Linked DNA regions of Mus musculus: region 2 is linked to region 1. Evidence: chromatin contacts called from ENCODE Hi-C or POLR2A ChIA-PET data. All regions are on one chromosome and are shown on one strand. The core of a region is the stretch at or near the end of the contact, and the rest is flanking DNA. Distances in the headings are between cores, read along the strand shown. Region 1 holds the start of Mtfr1 (mitochondrial fission regulator 1). Region 2 holds the start of Pde7a (phosphodiesterase 7A).

What was found. Hi-C counts contacts between places; a loop is a spot of excess contacts on that map. ChIA-PET counts read pairs that join two places held with the same protein, here RNA polymerase II (POLR2A).
Region 2: a loop to region 1 is called in a map of heart, with 2.4 times the contacts of the local background. The contact joins the promoter of Pde7a here to the promoter of Mtfr1 in region 1. A Hi-C loop is called at or near these places in 1 of 37 maps with a recorded cell type or tissue (heart). POLR2A ChIA-PET finds 5 or more read pairs at or near these places in 2 of 5 experiments (both embryonic stem cell).

Annotation. Positions count from the first base shown.
Region 1 is chr3:19,183,889-19,191,766 of GRCm38, reverse strand. It overlaps Mtfr1 (mitochondrial fission regulator 1), which reads right to left and starts at 3,657. Exons shown (of 8, transcript NM_026182.6): 1 at 3,479-3,657.
Region 2 is chr3:19,306,573-19,314,450 of GRCm38, reverse strand. It overlaps Pde7a (phosphodiesterase 7A), which reads left to right and starts at 3,129. Exons shown (of 13, transcript NM_001122759.2): 1 at 3,129-3,587. The coding sequence starts at 3,450.

The DNA of each region.
Region 1 (7,878 bases), core at 2,408-4,907:
AGGTGCCATACTAGCTTCCTAAGGAGAGAAGCAACCAAGCACCTTACCCAGCTATGAGGAATGAACCACAACAATGGCCAGTGTGGCAAGCTAACCTTATGACACAATAGTGATTCCCTAAGCAGTCACCAATAGCTCTCTTATGGACACAAGATCCACTCAACAAAAGAAATCTTGAATGGTATGAGAAACCTAGCCAACTACCAAGGGCTGGTGAAGTCATACAACGATGTTATTAAGCCAGCACAATCCTACACTCTAAGTTATTTATGCTCATGCCTACAGTAAGTATTATTCTCATCCCTCACTAGCTCTGTTATTTGAGGCAGGGTTTCTCATAGGCCTGGGCTAATCAACTGCCTAGGATAGGTGGCCTGTGAGCCCCCAGAATCCTCCTGTCTATCTCCCAGGAACTCAGATTATAAGTGCAGGGCACCATGCCCCCCCTTTTACAAGGTTACAGGGATCAAAGAAATAGCATTAAAATCGGCTACAGATTGTTTCCAATGTGGTGGTTGAGGTTTGCTCTGTTGCTCTGTATTGCAATGCTACATTCTATACCAAGTCTCCGGTTACAAGCTTTTGTTGTGCAAACCTTGTTCCTTGATTTATAACGATTGCTTAAATAAAATTGGCTACAGCCAATTACTGGAGGGATTAGAGGTAGGTGGGTTTAGAGCGGCCTGGTTGTAGGAGAGAAAAGAGGAGGACGAAGACCAAGGGAAAACAGAAGCAGCCATGAGGGGAGAGGCACCATGAGGGGAGAGGCATCATGAGGGGAGAGGCGCCATGAGCACATAGCCAGGAGAAACAGCAAGTATCTGGGGTACACCACTGGGGAGGTAGCCAGCAGGCCTGCAGTTATAAGAGTAGATTAGGGGTCATGCCCCAGTAATTGTCAAAGCCAAATAAAAGAACAGTAGTCTGAATCCCATTTATTTGTAAGCTAGTCAGGGATAAGCTTAAATTGGTTGTCCACATATGTATGGATACATATGTAGAGCTAAGCATACTTTTTCCTGGAAACTTTGTGATGATGGTATACAGGCTAATAACTAGGCTACTCTAACATATATTATAAGAAACAAACTACTTTTATGGGAAGGGCTGTAGCAAGCAGTTAGAGAGAGAACCAAGAGTAAATGAGAATAAATAGAAATTAGAATCTATTTAAGAACACAATACATACTAACTCCTTGCATCAAAAAAGACAATCTACATTCCAGTGTCAAACACTGATGTAAAATCAAGAATAATCAAAGTAACAACAACTGATTAGTTGAAAGTTTCCTGGTTTTTGAGAATGAGTCTTCCTCTGCTTATGTTCCAAAAGTTTGCTGATCTTTTCCTCAACAGAGTGTGACCTTTTTTCTTTTGCTTGTTATTTAATTTTTATGTATAACTATTTTGCTTGCATGTATACATATAAATATACATATACATATATACTACATACTTGCCCAGAAGCCAGAAGACACTGGATCCCCTGGAATTGGCATTATAGACAGTTGTAAGCCATCATGTCAGTTCTAGAAATGAGCTCTTACACAAGAAAGAGCAACAAGGGCTCTTAACTGCTGAGCCATGTCACCAGACCCCTGTTGTTTGAATGGCCTTAGAAGGCTGAGGTTGATACTGCACACCTAGTATCTGGTGTCTGACGAAGATCCCATAAGCTACGGAATTATTAGCTAGTTTGGCTACATGACCAGCTTGGTTATTTGTTAAGACTTGTTTTATTTAGCCAATATACTTGTATTTGCCAATATATAGTATATTGATGGAGCACGCCAGTCATCTCAGCACTTGGGAGAGGAAGGTAGACCCCTCTGAATTCCACGCAAGCCTTTTCTACACAGCAAGGTCCATGAAAACTAGGGCTATACAATAGATCCTGTCTTAAAAGCCAAAAACAACAAAAAGGATGTATGGTTAGAGACCAGAAGAGAGCTTCCTGCCACTTAGAGCTGGAGTTATACATGTGTGCCACAAGAGGGTACCCACAAACATTGCACACCCAGCTCTATAAGCAAGCCTAGCTCATCCTCCTCCACTGTCCATCAAATCCTATTTATACCCTCCAAACAACACATGTCCTTCACAGGTCTTGAGCATGTGTGTCCATCTCAGCTGACATCACTCTGCCAATCAGCCCTGCATCTGCGGATGCAGCAAGAAACTGCAACACACCACCATTATGGAGCACTTCTCTCCCTAGAGTCTGACAAATGCAGCTCAACTACGAAGACCAATACATGCATGTCATTAGCAAATAAATCTTAATCCCATGTCCTTTCACGTGCTTGCTTTCGTAGAACATCCTTTCGCCTAGGTCCACTTCAGCTACATGTTCCTTCACGTGTTTAGCCCAGCAGAACACCGTACAACACAGTTTCTAAAGAACCCTTAAGTTTCCTCTTCAGTTACTAGACTTGCATTTCAATTCAAAGATTAGGGTGTTGATAGAGAGTTAGCTGCACATCGTGACTGAGACTTTTCTTAGCTCGTAAGCATTTTATAGTCAAACTCGGTTGTATATAATCGCAAACCCATTTCTATTACCTTCTTTTTAAAAATAATTTTTACCTTTTAAATGATTTTTGTGTATGTACAATATATGTGATCAATATATGTGGACACAACTTACTTTCATGTAACAAGATAGTAAGTGTCACAACTTCCTTGACTAAGTCATTGTAATGTAAAACAACTACATACACTAGGAAAAGGTGACTGGAATCGGGCGTGGTGACTGAGGCAGGAGGTTTTAGGCAGCTCAACCTAATCTACATAGTGCATTCCACCCCAGCCTAGAGTAAGGAAGACAACTCTGTCTCAAAACCAAACCAAACAAAAAAGTGAACGCTAAATTACCAAGTATCATGAAATACTCCTTAATATTCTTTTCCGGATGTGGTGAAGCAAGCTTTAAATCCTGTAGTTGGGAGGTGGAGGGGGTAGGATCCGAACTTCTATTGACCATCCTCAAGCACAAAACGAGGTTTAAGCCAGAAGAGGTTACATCAGACCAATCACAAAACAAACCATCAGGCGGAAAGAAAGGTTTGGTTAAGTTTGACTTCAGATCTCAAAGTTTCTGTAGTCTGGCTACACGCAAACTGCGCACGCTTAGAAAGTTCAGAGCTGCCAGCCGACAATGACAGGAAAGTAGGTCCAGGTAGAACAGGCTGAACGCCGTGGGCCGCCCCGTTCAGCCCGGATCCAGCGAGGGCACAACGCCGACTGCGGGGGATGGGAGCCAGGCCGGCGGCCCGCGGAGCTCAGCAGGCCAGGCGCGGGCGAGCCGGAGGGCTGCTCTCTGCTCCGGGCTTCCGCGGCCTCCCTCCCGCTCGCCGGCCTCCCGCGCCGCGCCCCGTCCCCTCCCTTGTCCACAACACGGCCTCCCGCCACCGTTCAGCTCCGGGTGGTAGCCATTCCCCACCCCGCCAACCGCTTTTCTGTCCCGGGCCCCACTCACCTCGGCTGCGCAGCAGCCCTCACCTTCGCAGCTGCTCAGCCTTCCAGATTGGCTGTCCCAGGACCTTATGCCAATCAGCCAATCCCCGCCCCTGGCCCGGCCTAGGCTGACCAGTGAACGGCTCGCTGAGGCCCGGGGGCGGGCTCAGGAGAGGCCGGCGGAAGGCGTGTCTGCTCGCCGGCCACGCCGGCTACCTGTCCCGGGCTCTGTGCGCACGCGCGGTGCCCAGTAAGGGGCGTGTGCTTGCTAGTGTGCCGCGCTTTGTCTTGGGTGCTTCTGCCCCTGTTATTTTTGTTGGTAAACTTCGCCCCTTTTGGGTGTAGGAATACCCACATTCCGAGTGAAGTCTCAAATGTGTGCCCGCTGAAAGGAGCTAGGTCCTTAGCCTAGCCTAGCCTAGCCTGTGTCGAGCCCTTCTCAACCCACGCTCTGTGGGGACTTTGTCTGCCAGGGCGATCTGTTTCGGGCCTCAAATCCCGGACGTATGTTCTGGAGGAGTGGAAGGCGCGGCTCAGAGGGAGTGAAGACTTTTCCTGCCTTCAGTTCCCCCGCCTCAAAGTCTGCCTAATTGGTGTGCGTAGTTTTTAATGAAGGGTTATTCTAGATTTCAGATAACCTAGTCATGAAAATACGATCAGTCTGTGTCAAGTTAGCTATAAGCAGCACGGTGGTGTGTGTGGGTGCGATAAAACGTGAATATGGAGGGAAAGCCTATCAGTAATTCAAGAGGCCGCTCCTACCTGGGCGTGGCGGCTCCTGCTATGTAAAACGAGTAGTTTGAAGTTGGAGGCTGGAGGATCCAGAGTTGAAGACCAGCCTATGTCCAAAACAACCTGGAAGAGGGTGGAAGAGTTGAGGTGGGAAGTGGGCAGCAGCTGTTGCTACTTCGCCTTCTCTCTTACCCTCTCATTGGAGCGCTGGTGTTCTTACCCTGGATGGCCTAAATTCCTCCTGGCTACTGCTTTGGATTTCACCTAGAGCTTCAATTCAGTTACTCAGCAACGGCTCGTTGGGAGCCCATTATGACAGTACAAAGTTGGTGGGGTTTGTTTGTTTGTTTGTTTGTTTTTTAAGCCTTGAACCACACCCTGAGTAAGCCTACCAAAAGGCAGGGAGATCAAAACAAGGTTAATTAATATATGTGACCAAGTGTTATAACGTTTTAAGTACAAAAGGGCCTGACAGGCTGTGACCAAGGCTGGGAGAGAGAAGCCTGAGAGAGCAGTTCAGGGAGGGGTGCTTGGTCTGAAGGCTGATGAAAAGACAAAAGCTGCTGAAGTGAACTGGTAGGGACCACACACCAGGGCGACCATTCCAATGATACTTGTAGGATTTACTGCTAAGCTATTAGTTGCCTCAGGATCCCTGGTCACCAGCTGTGTGACCCACAGGTGACTCTCAGCTGCCTGCCACCACACAGGCCTATGTGATTGTCTATGTTTAAGAAGAAGGGTATCTGAAAGCACCCATCAGTTGGAGATGGCTTAAAACCTGTTTTTTGTTTTGTTTTGATTTGATTTGATTTTTTCTTTACAACTTCCCTCCCTTCCCACCTTGCTTTACCCTCAAGTGCCCTGGAGTGGCCCTGAACTTTTTGACAATCTAGATGAAGGTGCAGTGACTTAAACCTGAGTAATTTTATCACAAATTATTGTTTCTCCCAGTAATGGAATCATTTCTAAGAATTCTGACCAAGCTGTGTGCCATCTCATTCAATACAATAACACAAAGAGCCTATCAACATGGTGCCTGGTACCAAACCCTGGTGAAGGAAAAAGAGAGTTTGAAATACATCCAGCCAGGATCTAATCGAAGAAAGACCTGCAGTCCTTATGCTTTTGAACTTTTAAGCTTTGCTTTGCTTTTGTTTTGCTTTGCTTTTGTTTTGTTTTGTTTTGTTTTCGAGACAGGGTTTTTCTGTATAGCCCTGGCTGTCCAGGAACTCACTCTGTAGACCAGGCTGGCCTCGAACTCAGAAATCCACCTGCCTCTGCCTCCGGAGTGCTAGAATTAAAGGTGTGCGCCATCACTGCCCAGCAAGATTTGCTTTTTGAAAGAAAAAAAATATTTGTTTTACAGAAAAGTGCCAAGGGGTAGGAAAAGTTCTGATGTTACCTCACCCAGTGTTCCCTAATCTTACATTACTGTGATACATTTACAAACTAGAAATCCAACACTCACACATTACTACTATACTGGCTGATTTAATATCAACTTGAAATGAAATTATCAGACCAAAGTTATCAGAGCGGAAGGAGCCTGAGTTGAGAAAACAACTATACAATCCAGCCGTAAGACATTTTTCTCACTTAGTGACCAGTGAGGGAGAGCGCAGCCCTTGATGAATGGTAACATTCCAGGGTTGGTAATCCAGTGATTCATAAGAAACCAAGCAGAGCAAGCCATGAGAACCAAGCCGGTAAGTAGCACCCTCCATGGCTTCTGTATCAGTTCCTGCCTTCCTCCCCCTGTTCTTGCCCTGCTTGAGTTCCTGTCCTGACTTCCTTTGAACATCAACATGAAAATGTAAGCTGAATAAACTTTTCCTTCCCAACTTGCTTTATGGTCATGGTGTTTTATTGAAACAATAGAAACCCTAACTAAGACAATTACTGACAAAAAAACTCCAGACTTTATTCAGATCTTATTACTGCAAGGACTGCACCACACGTGGCACTTAGTCATCAAATCACCTTGGTCTACACTCCTCTTTTTTTTACATCTTATTCTTCATGAGTTTGACGTGACTGTTACAGTTTTGAGGCATATAGTCAGATATTTTTGTATAGTGGACCTAGATTTGAAATTGTCTGGGTTTTTCTATATAATTAACCTATGATTATAAGCAGGAAAATGCTACATATGGAGATATTTGACTCATAATACCCACAAGAACATGTTGTCCTCGTGTGTGTGTGTGTGTGTGTGTGTGTGTGTGTGTGTGTAGGTTCTGCATATGTTTAAGACAAGTCCTAAACCCTGCCCACATTTATGAGGACAGGACTATAGGATGAAGTCTCAACTCTGGGAAAGAGTAAACAGAGTAACCCAGGTACATTCGCACACACAGTTTGGGAATTTCATTATCAGGAAAAATTTTCCTCTTTTATTTATAGTTAATCACTAATGTAGACTTAAACACACACAACTATGTGTTGTTTTAAATTTATCCTGTGATTTTTATTTCTTTGCACAAGGCACTCATGAAGCTCTTTTGGGTTGGCTTATGTGGCCCTTTTATTGTGGGTTAAGTCCATACTCCTGACTCATTTTGTGTATTTCTTGCTCCAAAATGGATAATCAACCCTTTCTTGAAGGAGCCCTAGAATGGAGTTTAAAAACAAAGATTTAGATACCAAGTATTCTGGTGACTGCTGGCGTATCTTTGAACTTACACTGTGAGCTGACAAAACTGATTTATGTTCACCATGTTGTTTGTTTTTAGGAATTACTTGATGAGCTGGAGAGGTGGCTCTGTAGTTAGGAACACTGCCTGTTCTTCTAGAGGTCCTGAGTTCAATTCCCAGCAACTACATGATGGCTCATTACTATCTATAATGGGATCTGATGCCATTTCTGGCTTGTAAACTTGCATGCAGATGGAGCACTCATATACATAAATATGTGAATAAAAACTTTGAAAAGAATTGTTTGTATTTGTATATATCTGTGAGAGTATATGGCCTGTGCATGTGTGTAGAGGCCAGGAAAGGACCTCAGCTTTCCTCCTCTAATCCTGTTCACCTCTTCCTTGGAGACGAGATCTCTCCCTGCATCTGTGGCTTTCAGTTTCTTAGTGAGGCTTTGCCTTCCTCAAAGCTGAAGTTTTATGTGTCTCATTAAGTGGGTCCCGGGATCTGAATGTTGTTCTCATGACTGCACACAAGTGCTCTTAAACACTGACCCATCTCTCCAGGTCCTTATCATGTTTATTAATTATTTGTTTATAGCCCTGAGATAGCTACCTCATTAAGGTCCACCTCCTAGTGTAATTCCTCCTTGAACAGGGATGGGAGTTAGTAACATAGTTCTTATGAGAATATAGCAAGTGCCTGCGGATGCTGATTTTAAGATCAGGTTGCAAAAAGATCTCAGCCTTGACCTTGGCTTGCCTACTCTTGTCTCTCTTTCCCTCACTCTGAGGAAAGCCAATGGCAAGGGGTTCTCTGGTCAACAGGCAGCAATAAAAGTCCAGTGTTCAGTCTGTGGCAGCCTACATACTACTAAAAGCCATGTGGCTTCAGCATGAGAAAGATCCTCTTGCCGAAGCCTTGAAATGACTGCAGCCACAACTAACACCTCTGTGATACTTTTGTAAAATACCAAGACAGAAGCACTCAGCTAAGCTTCGGTAAACTGCCTGTGCATTAGGCTTGATACAATCTGTAGTACGCTGATAG
Region 2 (7,878 bases), core at 1,880-4,379, 120 kb before region 1:
GTCTTGTTCTGTCAACTTGCCTCATGGTAAGGAGTAGTACCCCAGGCCTGAAGCATCTCTATTCTCTGTGTCCAGGGCTAGCTCCTTAGCTAACAGCACGAGCATCTTCTGGGTCACTGGGGTGAGACACAGTGAGGAAACAACAAGGGTTCCAATTTTCTTCTCATAGATCACAACTTGTCCAAGCCTCTGACTTCTTTGCAGCTGCCTAGTGACTTCACACTCACTACCAGACATTGAAGCTGAAGGCTTTCATAAACCTCTTTACTAGGTCCCCTCCCTGCTGCCACTTTAGTGGCTTTTCTATAAGCCTGTAATCATTCCTTCCTAACCTTACCACACCAGCTTCTCCATCAGAAAGCCTGGTATAGTAACACATCTCTACAATAAATCCTTTTTGCACCACTTTTAGTGATTCTGCTTCTTTGATCCATATTCATACTTTGCTATTTCATAGCACTGTACTAAGTAACCATCTTCTTTGGGCAGTTTTAGAATCATCTTGTTTAAAATACACTGGACTATGTTATGTTCCATGGTCATGTTAAAGTGCTGTAAGTCTGTATATTCAGAGGACATTCTTGTTAAACATCCAAGTCTTGTGTATTCCACTACATTATAGTATAGTATAGTATAAAACATACTAGCATATAAAAGTATAAAAGCATCCTTTGTATGGATCTTGATTTTCTTTTCTATTTCTTTATTTTTTGTTGCTTTAGGTAAAGGGATTTCTTTCATTACTTAAGTTTAAAGTTTCTCTCTGTGGTGGTTCATTTTGTGCCATGTTGGTTAGGCTGTAACATCCAGTTGTTTGGCCCAACATAGGTCAAGATGCTGGCAACACTTAATCTCTAGATGTTAAGCAGATTACCCTCTTCAAAGTGGCTGGGCCTTGTCTATTCTGTTAAAGGGTTTAAGAGTGAAGATTTGCACTTTCTTTCTGAAGACTCCAGCATAGAAAGAAATCCTGCCTATCTTTTCAGCCTGGCAGTTTTCTCTTATCAGTTTCAGATCCCAGAATGCAAAGTCCACTATTACTGTCTGTCTGTCCATCTACTCTCTAGACATCAGCTTTAGCAATCTTGAGCCAATCTCTTGAAATCTCTCTTTAACATCTCCCCTCACCCTTTCTGGAGTTCCTCTGATGCACCCTAATGCCTTCCCAACAATACAGAAAACATAATACTGCATGCTATGGTGGAAGACATGGCTCTCAAGTCAGACCAGCGTTTACTAAGGAAGTGACTTAGTTTTGGAAAGGGACTGCTCATTTGTATAAATAAGATCAAATTACTATGTGTTGGGTAAAAATACTGTATATAAAATACCTGCCAGGGCTCTTGGCTCAAACAAGGACCCTGAAATAGACCTTACTGGAAATGTACTGTTTAGTTGCCTATTTAGTAGTGAGTCTTATTATTTAATTAATCAAATATTTGGATATTACTAAATGTGGTATATTTTACTCAATGAAATTTTACCAGTATCAACTTTGTGTAGAGGTACTCAAATTTGTTGTTGTTGTTTGAGATAGAATCTCACTATGTAGTCTGCCTGGTTTTGAACTCACTATGATACTTGAGCTTATCTTTAACTCTCAACTCTTCATCGTGTTGCCCTAGCTTTCCAAAGGCAGCGATTACAGGTTTGTACCACCATGTCCGTACATATCACTTGAGGTTAGTTCTTGAGATTTATCTGTCCTAGGTGTAGGGCAAGTTTGTTTCTAGGAATCTACTTCCAATTTAGTCAGCTGATAAACGACTTTCTGAAGACTAAGTGGCCCACAGTGCTCGGTGTAATCCCAAGTGAGATGCTTAACACATCTACTACAGGGACTAATTAGGATTTCAAAAGCAGTGAGATCAGTTGCTGCACTAAAAGAATCTCATTAGTGCTTCTTCATCTAGTGAAGGCAAATTCCATGACACAGAACGGATCGTAAAACATGATGAAGACCTGGCATGTAGAAAATACACAGGGGCACGAGGTTTAAATAATAAAAGAATACACCTTCCACCTTTGTCCGTTTATCTGATCATGTACACTCGGTACTCAATTTATAGCATCATTAAGCCCAGGCTCAGCACTGTACTTCTTCTAAGACCTGCCACCTTGCCAATCTTAAATAACTGGGAGACTAGATGCCCTGAGAAATGATCCAAATCTATTTTGCCAGGGGGCGGGGGTGGGGGTGGGGGTGTGGAGCTCGTTCATGCTAAAAGTATCTGATGCTCAAAGCATCAGAAACAGTCGGCTCCTGCAGAAAAGCTTTGGCAGTTTGGGGCAGAAACTTAAAAGAACAAGCAAATTATATCCTCACCTTACCAAAACAGGTGAAAAGCTCTCTTACATCCTAGCCAGCAAACACTAACAAAGAAGGGCGATGGTTGGCTAGGGGAACTTTTGGTCTCTTTGTCATCTTTGTCTTCCCAATATCGTCATTTCTCATTTTCTTGGTTGCAGAATTTCACTTTTCTCCATCCAAAGACCCTCCTTCTCGCTCGGGAGTTTTTGGTCTTTTTCTGCTCTGCAGGCCCCGAAAGTCTGGGGCCTCACTTGCCAAGGGAAGCCACTGGAACCTTGCCTAGGTAGGGCACGGACGGTGACATAGCGGGAGCACTGAGCCCCCGAGATCTGCTGGCGTCACCGCCGCAGCGGCCTCCCGCGACGCCCTAGTACGGGAATTCCACAGGGGACGCGCGCGGTGCCCCGACGGGCGGAGCACGGAGAGGGCGCCCGGTGCTCTGGGCATTTTGGATCTGTCGGACGAAACAGCGCCGATCCGGTAGGCCGAACAAACTCCGGGTCGGTGCGCCCGAGGATGCCCCACGTAACTCTCCTGCGCACGCGCCGCGGGTTGCGGGGAGGGAGCTGCGGGGAGGCGGGAGGGGCCGGGGGGGCGCGGGGCGCGGCGCGGCGCGGCGCGGCGCCTAGCGCAGCGGACGCGAGCAGCCCTGTCCGGACAGCCGGCGGGCTCCTGGGCGCGGCGGCGGCGCGGGGCGCGGGGCATGCGGCGCGGCGTCGTGACGTCACGGTGGCGGCGGCCGTGGTTGGCGCAGGGTCCGCTGCTGCAAAGTGTGAATTACGCCGGGCTCGCGCCGGCGGCGGAGCGGAGTGAGGCTCGGGGGAGGGGAGGGGGCAGGGCTCCGGCGGCCGAACTGCTCTACGCTCCGCGCCCGTGCTCGCGGCCCGGGCCAGCTCTCGCGCCGCGGAGCGCCTGGGCGGCGGGTTCCCCTTTAACGCCGCCCGCCCGGCTTCCCGAGCCCGCTGCAGCCCTTCCCGCCGCCAGCCGCGCGGAGGGCCGGGAGGCGTCGGCGGCCACTAGCGCCGCCCGCCCCGCGCGCGCCTCGGCCCCGGGTCCCCGCGGCGCGGCCCCCTCGTAGCGCAGGGGCGGGCGACCGCGGACTGGCGGGCGCCGCGCGGATCCAAGGCGGACGTGTTCAATGGAAGTATGCTACCAGCTGCCGGTGCTGCCCCTGGACAGGCCGGTCCCCCAGCACGTCCTCAGCCGCCGAGGAGCCATCAGCTTCAGCTCCAGCTCCGCGCTCTTCGGCTGCCCGCATCCCCGGCAGCTCTCGCAGGTAACCGCCGCCCCGGGGCCCGCAGCTCGGTGCTTTTGTCTTCTGGAGGGACTCGGGCCATTGTTCCCGCCTCGGTAGGCTGGCCTCCCCTTCCCGGAGTCTTTCACCCTCGGCTGTGCTCGGTGCCCCTGGCCTCTGCGACCCTCGCCGCGGCTAACCCGTCACGCCCGCTGGTAGCCCCAAGCCATGACTTTATCCTCCCCTCCTTTCTCTGTGTCTCCTACCAGTTGGGCCTCTTGTCCCCTTAGTCATGACCCTGAGCTCACCTTTTCGCCCCCCACCCCCTAGCCCTCCCCCACACCTGTGCAGGTTCTCGAGCCTTGCAGCGCTGCGGGTGCTGAGTTTCTCAGAACAATAGGCCTAGTGGTCCCATTGTGGTCCTCACCCGAACTGCGAACTGCTGCTTTGTAGGGAAGGGGCCTAGGTGTCAGGAACTAGTGTGCAAAGTTGATGGTTTCCAATCAGTTTTCTCGCTTGATAAAGGCGGCTTTAGTTCAGAAACCACTGATGAGCATTCACAAAGGACTTTGTTTCCGATGGCCCAACACCAGTTGCTGTTGAACATTAAAAAAAAAAAAATTTTTTTCTGTGACGTCCTTGGCTCAGCTCTTTAGTTGGGTTAAATTTGGTTGCCAGATTTAGAATAAAGAGGAAGAATTTTACTTTGTTTACATATGAACCTGGTGCCCTCATTGCCTGCTGCCAGAAGTTCTGTGTTTATGAGATTACTTTTGGGACGGGTACTGGAGGAGTGTGCTTACATTTGCTGGTCTAGACTCCAATCAGTGAGCCTCAGCCATTCATCCATCCATCCATCCATCCATTCATTCGTTTATTTGTGTGCTTGTTTATGGCAGGGCCTTTCTAAATTGTTCAGTCTTGCCTTTAACTCATGATCTTCCTGCTTCAGACTTCCAAGTACCAGGCCTGAGCCATTGCCCTAGGTCCCGTATTCATTTCGTAAAATAAAGTATTCTTATTTTTTTCTATTGCTTAGTATTTCTTTACCCTTTATAGCACACTGTTTCTCCCTTCAATTATATTGTATTATAAGAAAGGAAATTTTAAAGACAGTTAGAATGGACAGCATCTTTTAGAGATTTTGCTTATAGTAGATCGCCAGTAAATTCTATTTGTCATTTGCCTTTTTTTCTTTTTCCTTTTTGGCCTGCAAGATAGAGCAGGAGGTTCTGTGTGAGTTTCCTTTCAAAGAGTTCTTCTTTATTTAAGGTCAGACTCTTCTGATACAAGGTAGTATGCTAAAGAATTCAGTGTAAAATACTAAGTGGAATTTCAAATAATACTTTTGTTACTTTGAAGTGTAGTTTGTGAACTGTATTTTTTATTATTGCTTAACACGTTTTAAAGTTCCAGAATAATATCAAAATATATTAAAGCACTCAGGAGAAGGTTTTCAATAATAGTAATTAAAGGTCTTTAATGGAAGTAACTTTCATTTCTAAATACTGTTTTCTTCCTGAGATCAGCAGACATGACGAACACCCACTTTCACTTACATATAAATAGTAAGGCACACTTTATCTAAAGTTATGAAATATGTGTTACATGTCCCTGCTTCCTGAGAGGGAAGATCAAGGGATTGAAAACAAAACTGACCCCAAGAGCTTTACCTAGTATCTTAATTACCACACAAAAAACAATTTAAGCTTCAGTTTTCTTTGCCCACCCCTAGACTAAGATTAAATGGGTAGTGGAATTTTAAAACTGTGACTGTGGCAACAAACCACAAATTCTATAGAATTACACCGATTTTACTAGCTTTTAAAACTTATAAACAACTTCCAGATCTCCAAGAGAGTATGTGGGAACTCCTTAGGCTGAGACAGAACTTTTCTTAGTGAATACATACCTTTTTCCTGGTGAACATAACAGGGTACCTCACTCGAGCTGACATGGGTTACCATCACTTAGTATCACTTAGTAGTAAATCGTGTAGTGAAACTGAATGCTTTGGGGATAGATGGCAATATGTCATGGGAAAAACGAGGTAGATAATCTTAGAATCTTATTCAGTGCTCTTTAAAACAAGCATTTGGTTGACTCACAAGCTGCCATACCCTTGAATCGTTGGTTCCTAAGCTAAACGTTACAGAATTTGGAAGAAGTTTAGATGGTTTTGTGATTTTATTTAAGAGTCTTAAAAAAAAATGTATTTAAGTTTTTTCTTTAGTTTCTAAGTAGAATTTATTTACAAATTTTCTATTTGAAAATATATTCAAAACTAGTTATCATTTCAGTTCATTTTGACTTCAGTATTAGAGTGCAGTTCATAGTAGGAAATTAATAAATATTTAAGGGAATGAATAGATGAGAGTACCTCAGACTAAGTTGAGTATCAATTTTAAACATGAAACAGTGGTACAATATGTACAGTAATGGCTCATTTATCCAAAATTTGGTTTCAAACATGTAATTGTAGACTAAAAATGACCCAGACAACGTGCAGAAAAATACTGCGCAGATAGCAAAGGCACATGGTACCAGATCACAGAAGCCTGGCCACCCAAGTCCAGTCCTCAGGCACCATATAAAGGCAGTAGAACTGCTTCCATGGTTCTCCTCCAGCCTCCACATGTTAGCTGTAGTATCAAGTCTCAGTCTCTCTCTTTCTCTCTCTCTCTCTCTCTCTCTCTCTCTCTCTCTCTCTCTCACACACACACACACACACAGTCACAATAATAAAACTTAAAACAAGACTCTAAGCAACCAACATAGATCTGGGCATCATCTCAGAGCCAACGAGGCTGAGCAAACTTTTCTAAGCAGCAGGTAATCTGAAATGGAATTACAAGCAGCTATAGGTCATTCACCCTGTAGAAGTGCTAGTTGACAGCTGACATACCACAAGGGAGAGATGGGAAACAAAGTCTCACAAGCTAGCATGATTTTTAAAGGTACTGTAGGGTAGCTTAGGGACTTGAGTATTGTGTAACAAAGTGACTATTTGTTAAAAAATGCTGCATAGAGTCAGATTTTCCAAGATAAAAGATTTATTCTGTTAAAAAAAAAATCTGTGTGGCAGTTAATGTTTTTGTTCAAATGGTAAAGCGTACCTGGTGAAAACCTCTGCAACACTTTTTTAGACATTGACATTGGATCTTAAACCAGTCATATGATACTTTTCAAAGAGCTGTTAGGAGATTCTGAATTACTTGACCAATGAGATTAATAAATGAAACCTATTTGTTGCCGTTTTGAATGCCTGTTACATAGAGGAGTTTAAACATTAGTCTTTCAGAACAAAGTTCATATTTGAAAAAAAAAGGGTATAACTTGTACTGTCTTCACCGTTGATGTTTCATATATTTATGATTCAGTAAATGTGAAAATTGAGGTAATGTGTTAGATTTGGAGGAAGTTAGCGTTATTTGGGAGAAGAGAACCCCCTTTGAGAGAGTACCCCCGCCAGATTAGCCTGTGGGCAGTCTGTGGTGCACTCTTTTTGATTGATGATACATGAGGAAGGGCCCTGTTCACTCTAGGTGGTGCCACTCTTGGACTGATGGTTCTGAGTACTGTTAGGAAGCAGGCTGAGCAAGCCATGAGAATAAGCCAGTAAGCAGCACTCCTCCATGGCCTGTGCAGGTATTCCCGCCTCCGTGCTCTGGCCCAGCCTCCCTGGATGGAGAACTACAAATCAGGTTGCTCTGATCATGTGTTTTATCATAGCAATAGAAAAGATAGAGGTATAGAAACACATTTCATTTGGGTTAGTAATTTGAGGTTTAATTTTTACATCATAAAAGTGTAAGTGTTTTTACTGGACAAAATATTATTTTAGTGAATAAAGTATTAGGATACAGAATATGGATGCAAGCTATTACATATAGTCTCATTTTGTTGTACCAGCTGGTCTAGAACTTACTGTGTGCTTGAAACTGTCTTCACACCTGTAAGCTTTCTGGCTTTGTCTTCAGAACCCCAGGATGAATACCACAACAGCTCTTGTGCAGTGTCGCTCCTCCTCCCCGCCCCGGGTTGGGTTGTTTGAGACAAGGTCTCAGGTAGCCAGCCTAATCTTGAACTTACTGTATAGCTGAGGAGTTTGAACTTATGTTTCTCCTGCTTTTATTTCTGAAGTTCTGGAATTGCAGTAATGCAACACTGTGTGAGAATGAGTTTTTCAAATATACTATTTCATACAAGGAAAAACCCACATAAACTCTTGTAAATACCGAACCCTAAGACTCCTTGTATTCTAAGGAAATTTTGTAGAAAATTTAAAGGATTCATAATTTAAAAGAAAAACAAACTACTTTGATCTTGGTGC